Linked DNA regions of Mus musculus: region 1 is linked to region 2. Evidence: chromatin loops called from intact Hi-C (ENCODE). Cell type or tissue: gastrocnemius. All regions are shown on one strand. Links, peaks and the distances in the headings refer to the core of each region. The heading gives the core; the rest is flanking DNA.

The links. Hi-C counts contacts between places; a loop is a spot of excess contacts. Peaks named below come from ENCODE experiments on the same cell type or tissue, not always from the same donor. Only the 100,000 strongest peaks of a DNase experiment are listed, where the experiment ranks them.
Region 1: it touches region 2 in a loop (2.6-fold over the local background); 3 of 42 quality-filtered maps call a loop at or near these places.

The regions. Positions count from the first base shown.
Region 1 is chr17:29,452,591-29,455,495 of GRCm38, forward strand. All of the region lies in intron 2 of Gm36199 (a long non-coding RNA gene), which reads left to right. It also overlaps a transcript of Gm26885 not described here. Among named protein-coding and RNA genes, the nearest start is that of Gm36486, 16 kb to the left of the region's middle. In gastrocnemius, for the core only: a CTCF peak has its summit at 1,722 (motif pointing right); no DNase peak of the experiment used is centred there; H3K27ac peaks cover 379 bases.
Region 2 is chr17:29,397,198-29,400,102 of GRCm38, forward strand. No RefSeq gene overlaps it. Among named protein-coding and RNA genes, the nearest start is that of Gm36199, 36 kb to the right of the region's middle. In gastrocnemius, for the core only: a CTCF peak has its summit at 1,092 (motif pointing left); a DNase peak (open chromatin) is centred at 1,057; H3K4me3 peaks cover 1,124 bases; H3K27ac peaks cover 1,836 bases.

The DNA of each region.
Region 1 (2,905 bases), core at 221-2,720, 56 kb after region 2:
TGCATATGTTACATGCCAAAGCAGACCTGCTCTCCAGGTTCTCCCAGCATCCCTCAGTCCCGACTTGGTATACCCCACCCTAAACCCTGGAGACCCCAGATCAGGGGCTGGGCTGCTCTTCCTCCAGAGGCTCTTGCTCTTTCTTTCTTTCTTTCTTTCTTTCTTTCTTTCTTTCTTTCTTTCTTTCTTTCTTTCTTTCTTTCTTTCTTTCTTTCCTCCTTCCTTTCTTTCTTTCTTTCTTTCTTTCTTTCTTTCTTCCTTCCTTCCTTCCTTTCTTTCTTTCTTTCCTCCTTCCTTTCTTTCTTTCTTTCTTTCTTTCTTTCTTTCCTCCTTTCTTTCTTTCTTTCTTTCTTTCTTTCTTTCTTTCTTTCTTTCTTTTGGTTTTTTGAGACAGGGTTTCTTTGTGTAGCCCTGGCTGTCCTGGAACTCACTCTGTAGACCAGACTGGTCTCAGAAATCCTCCTGCCTCTGCCTCCCGAGTACTGGGATTAAAGGCGTGTGCCACCACGCCCGGCTGCTATTTCAAATATAATCCAGACACTTTGGTCCCTTCTTTTCTCTCCTCTCCTCTCTCTCTCCTCTCCCTCTCTCTCTCCCTTCTCCCCTTCCCCCTCCCTCTCTCTCTCCCTTCCCCCCTCCCCCTCCCCCTCCTCTCCTCTCCTCTCTCTCTTTTTTCTTTCTCCCCTTTTTCCCCCTCTGTCTCCCTTCCATAGCTACTTCCTTAGATTCCTTCCTTGGAACCTCTGAACCAGTGGCCTCACCCACCCGAAGGCGGGTTCCCAAATAAACCTGTGTTTAAATATAAACTCTAATCTAGCTTGAATTCCTTCATTTCACCAGTGGAGAAATAACTTATCACAAACTAATACCCGAAAACCAAAGTTGGAAAACTGATGAGTTACAGTTAATTTTGGATTTGTTGTTATTCTGAGACAGAGTCTCTCTGTAGCCCTGGCTATCTTGGAACTCTCTTTGTAGACCAGGTTAGCCTTAAACTTAGAGACCGATCTGGCTGCCTCTGCCTTCCAAGTGCTGGGATTAATTCACTATGCCTAGCAGATTTTTTCTTTTTTAGTTTATTTATTTACTTATTTGGGGGGGTGGGGGGGGTGGTAGGACAAGGTCTTAGAGAGCTCAGGCTGGTTTCAGATGCCAGGTAGCTGGGAGTCTGGGCCTGTTCTGTTTGTTTAGCTACAGAATCCATTCTGTAGTTCTGGGTGGCCTTAAATTTAGCAATCATCTCATCTCGTCTCTTTCTCTAGAGTACTGGAGTTAGAGACATGGCTAACACATTTAGCTTTTTCCCCCAGTATTAACTTTTTTAGCTGGGAGTGGTGGCGCCTTTAATCCCAGTACTGAGGAGGCAGAAGCAGGGAGACCTCAGTTCTAGGTCAGTCGATTTACAGAGTGAGTTCCATGGCAGCCAGGGCTACATCATGAGATTCTCCCTTGAAAAAAATAGAGGTTATTTTTAAAAATCTGTGCATCAGGGGCTGGGTGTGGTGGCGCATGCCTTTAATCCCAGCACTGGGGAGGCAGAGGCAGGCGGATTTCTGAGTTCGAGGCCAGCCTGGTCTACAAAGTGAGGTCCAGGACAGCCAGGGCTATACAGAGAAACCCTGTCTCGAAAAACCAAAAAAAAAAAAAAAAAAAAAAAAAAATCTGTGCATCAGTGTGAGGGTATGTACACCTGAGTGCAGTTCCCCTCAGCAGCCAGAAGAGGGCATCAGATTCCACCTGGAGCTGGAGTAACAGTTCTTTGTGAACCACAGACTATGGCTGTTGAACTCTGGTCCTCTGAAAAGAAAAACCAGTATTTTTAACCTCTGAGTCATCTCTCCAGTCCCTAGTATGGCTTTATGTAAGAAAAAGTAAAGAAATCAGGTGCACTCTCCAGCCCTTGGGAAGTTAAGGCAGGAGGATGGGAGTTTAAGGTTAACCCCAATTAAATAGTATGCTTGAGACCTCTCTGGACAATAATGATACCCTGTCTCAAATACACACACAATAAATAAGTAAATAAATAAATAAATAAATAAATAAATAAATAAATAAGCAAACAAATAAGGACTTGACGAGACAGCTCTGTTGTTAACAAAGCATGACTGTTAAAAAGAAGCAAGCATGAAAACCTGGTGTGGCCGGGCGTGGTGGCGCACGCCTTTAACTCCAGCACTCAGGTGGCAGAGGCAGGCTGATTTCTGAGTTCAAGGCCAGCTTGGTCTACAAAGTGAGTTCCAGGGCAGTCAGGGCTACACAGAGAAACCCTGTCTCAAAAAAAAAAAAAAAAAAAAAAAAAAGCAAAGCAAAAAGAAAGAAAGAAAACAAAAGAAAAAGAAAACCTGCCGGGCGGTGGTGGCATACACCTTTAATCCCCAGCACTTGGGAGGCAGAGGCAGGCAGATTTCTGAGTTCGAGGCCAGCCTGGTCTACAAAGTGAGTTCCAGGACAGCCAGGGCTATAAAGAGAAACCCTGTCTCCAAAAAAAGAAAAAAAAAGAAAACCTGGTGTGGTGGGACAAGCCTTTTCAGTGCTCAGCGCTTGGGAGGCTGAGAGGGGTGGATTTCTGTGGGGTTGAGTCTAGTCTGGTCTATGTGGTGAGTTCCAGGACAGCCAGGGTTACACAGTGAGACCCTGTCTGGGGGGTGGGGGTGGGGGGGAGAAGGAGGAGGAGGAAGGGAGAGAGGAAGAAAGAGAGAGCCAGCCTGGGTTCAATCAACAGCACCCATGTAACAGTGCGTGCCTGTAACCTCAGAGCTGGGGAGCTGGAAGCTCAAGGTGCCCTGGAGCTGGCAGGTGGCTAGGTAAAGTCCTTAGCGAGTGAGGAACATACCAGATGAGGACCTTTGCTCTCCACAAGCATGCACACACACACATAGACACACAAAACAAAAATTTTAGGTGG
Region 2 (2,905 bases), core at 95-2,594:
TCCTGGACGGAGGTGGGAGGATGGGGTAGGGCAGGCCATTCTGGTTTTCCTATCAAACAACCAGGGGTCTGGTGCCTCCCATCCCAAACGCCGATTAAGCCATGTTAGTCTAAAGCCAGACCTGAGGGGACCCAACAGGACCTCTTAAGTTTTGGGCAGCTCTGGGCACAGAGGTTAAGGAGCATGGCCTCAGAATCCTATTGCTGGCTCTGCTTGTTTGTGTGTATTTTTAATTACTGTCTGTGTATTGTTGTTGTTGTGATTGTTATTATTATTATTATTAATGAAAGAGGGTCATGATAATCCCTAAAGTGAGGTTGTGGTATTCAATTGTGGGGTAGGTACTCTTGAATGGTCCTGTATCCCTCAGAAGTTGGAGACAGACTTAAGAGTCATCAATCAGTTCCTAAACCTGCCAGCGCTATATGAGAACCAGAGTCAAAAAAGAGGCTCAGGGAGAGGCTGGTCTATACTTAAAAGCACTTCTACTCTGGTTTGGGTCCCAGTATCCACGTGGTGACTAACAATAGCTTGTAACTCCAATCCCAAGGGATCTGACACCTTCTGACCTCCATTAGCTCCGGCATGTGTGTCGTTCACATGCACACACACACACACACACACACACAATCACATAAATAATCTTAGCTTTTTTCTTTAAGTTAAAACGGGGGCGGGGCGGGGTGGGGGGAGGGATGCTGTCTGGCTTGTTAGATTTCATCTGAGCAGCCTCACCTCCCAAGCTGCAGGTTGGCTGCATCTGGGGTGGAGTGTGTGCGTTTGTGTTTCCATCCAGTTCCTGGGTGGCCCTGGTGCTGCTGTGATTCTGGCGGACCCGGGTGAGAACCACAGGAGGCTAACAGTCCCAGGAAAGCCAGGGTTTTGCACCAGGCAAACAGCAGTCGCCTCCAGCGAGGAGCGGATGGAGGCCAAGGAGACAGATGGGCACACCCCAGGGCAGCAAGGGTCCCTGGGGAGGAGACACCTCCCCCCTCCACCAGGAGCCTGGGCGGAAGGAAATGGAGGAGGGTCGATCACCCTTTCCCGCCACATCTGTCAGCATGGCCAGCCCCGCCCCCTACGGGCCCTGCAGGGAAGAGGTGGACCCAGGCGCGGGCCCAGGCAGATGGCCGGCCTCTTCGATCCACGTGGCTGCAGCGTTTCCCTGGAACGGGCGGGTGGATCAGTTCCCCCTATCAGCCTGGGCCTTTGCTTCTGGGAATTCACGTTTCCTTTCTCTTTCCTTTCCCTTTTCAATATTAGACTTTAAACAGATTATCATTAAAAACAGTGCAAGGCCGACGATACAGCGCGCCGCAGTGCAAGTCGGAAAAGTTAAAAAAAGAAGAAGAACAAGAAAAAGAAAAAAGGTGATATTAACACCCCAAACCAGTGTTTGGTGAATAATCACTTCAGGACCGGGCCAGTAGCTCCGTGGCAGGGAGCGTGCCTGGTATTCAAAAGGCTGAGGTTAAACCCCTGCAGTAAACAAAACTCGCTGGGGGTTCTTTGAGACACAGTCCCAGTAATTAGACTAGCTTGGGACTTCCGACCCTCTGGCCCACACCTTAAATGCTGGGATCCGTATTCACCACCAATACTGGGTTCACTTGGCAAGGGGTCTGCCATCTGGACTTCATGCATGCTAACCAGCAGCCATACCTGCAGTCCTTCATGCACATACCCGGGGGTGTTTGTTCGTTGGATCGAACTCGGGCTTGGTGGCAAAAAGCCTTACCTGCCTTACCCGCTGAGCCATCTTGCCAGCCCCTTTTTGCCCTTTTTTGGGGTACTTTTGAGACAAGGTCTCACTCCATAGCTCTGACTGCCCTGGAATTTGCTCTAAAGATCAAGAGACCCTCCAACCTGTCATCCTCCTGCTCCTGCCTCCGGAATTACAGCGATCCCACGTGTGCGATACCTGGCGATAACATTAATAAAGTTCATTTGCTTTTCCCTGCCTATGTGTCTGCCTGGCACGGGACATTAAATCCAATTGCTATTGCAGAGTGAGCATGGACCTTTGACATTACGATACATAGGAAAACTAAGGTGAAGGCCCACACAGTGACCCTAGCGAGATAGGAGAAAGCGTCAGCCAGCGGGATTTACACCCCTTCCTGCTTCAGACTTGCAGGCTCATTATTTATTTATTTAGCTTCTCTAAATAACCCCAGGGAAGGGCTGTAGGCCTTAAGTGCTGCCTTGCATTTCAGAAGGCTCGCCCCAGGGAACTTCCTAGAAAGGGACTCACTGGGTCAAAGGGCATGGGGGTGTGAATACTCGGTGTGTTTAAACAAACTGCTTTCTGAAGAGGTTGCACAGGTTGACGTGGGGGTGGGAGGGGCAGTGATGGCGGCTTGCAGGTGCCGAATGGTACCAAACCCTGCCTGTGAAATACAAGGAAGATACTTAAGGACCCACATACACACACACACACACACACACACACACACACACACACACACACACACGGCAATCACCCGGCACAGGCCACCCAGATGCACACCAAAGCATGCGGCGCTGCCCTTCTGCTTGGGAAGCCAAGGTTGCTCAGGTCCTGTTTCATGTCCAGTCTGCATACAAACAGGACTTCAAAACACACCCTATAAGTATCCCCCACCCCACCTCATAGCCCCTTTCCATCTCCCCCAACCCCATCCCTTGCCTCCTTGGCAGGTCCCCAACTCGACCGGCCAGGAAGCAGGGTGTGGTGGTGCTGAGTGCTGTCAGTCCTAGAACCCTGAGTTACAGGCCAGCCTGGTCTACATAGCAAGAGCCAGGCCCGCAACATATGTCTCGAAACAAAACTAAAAAAAGAGTCTCGGCCAGGGTGGCTCACTCCTGTAATCTCAGGAGCTGATTTCGAGACCTGGGGGGGGGGGGTACTGTGAGTTGGAGGCCA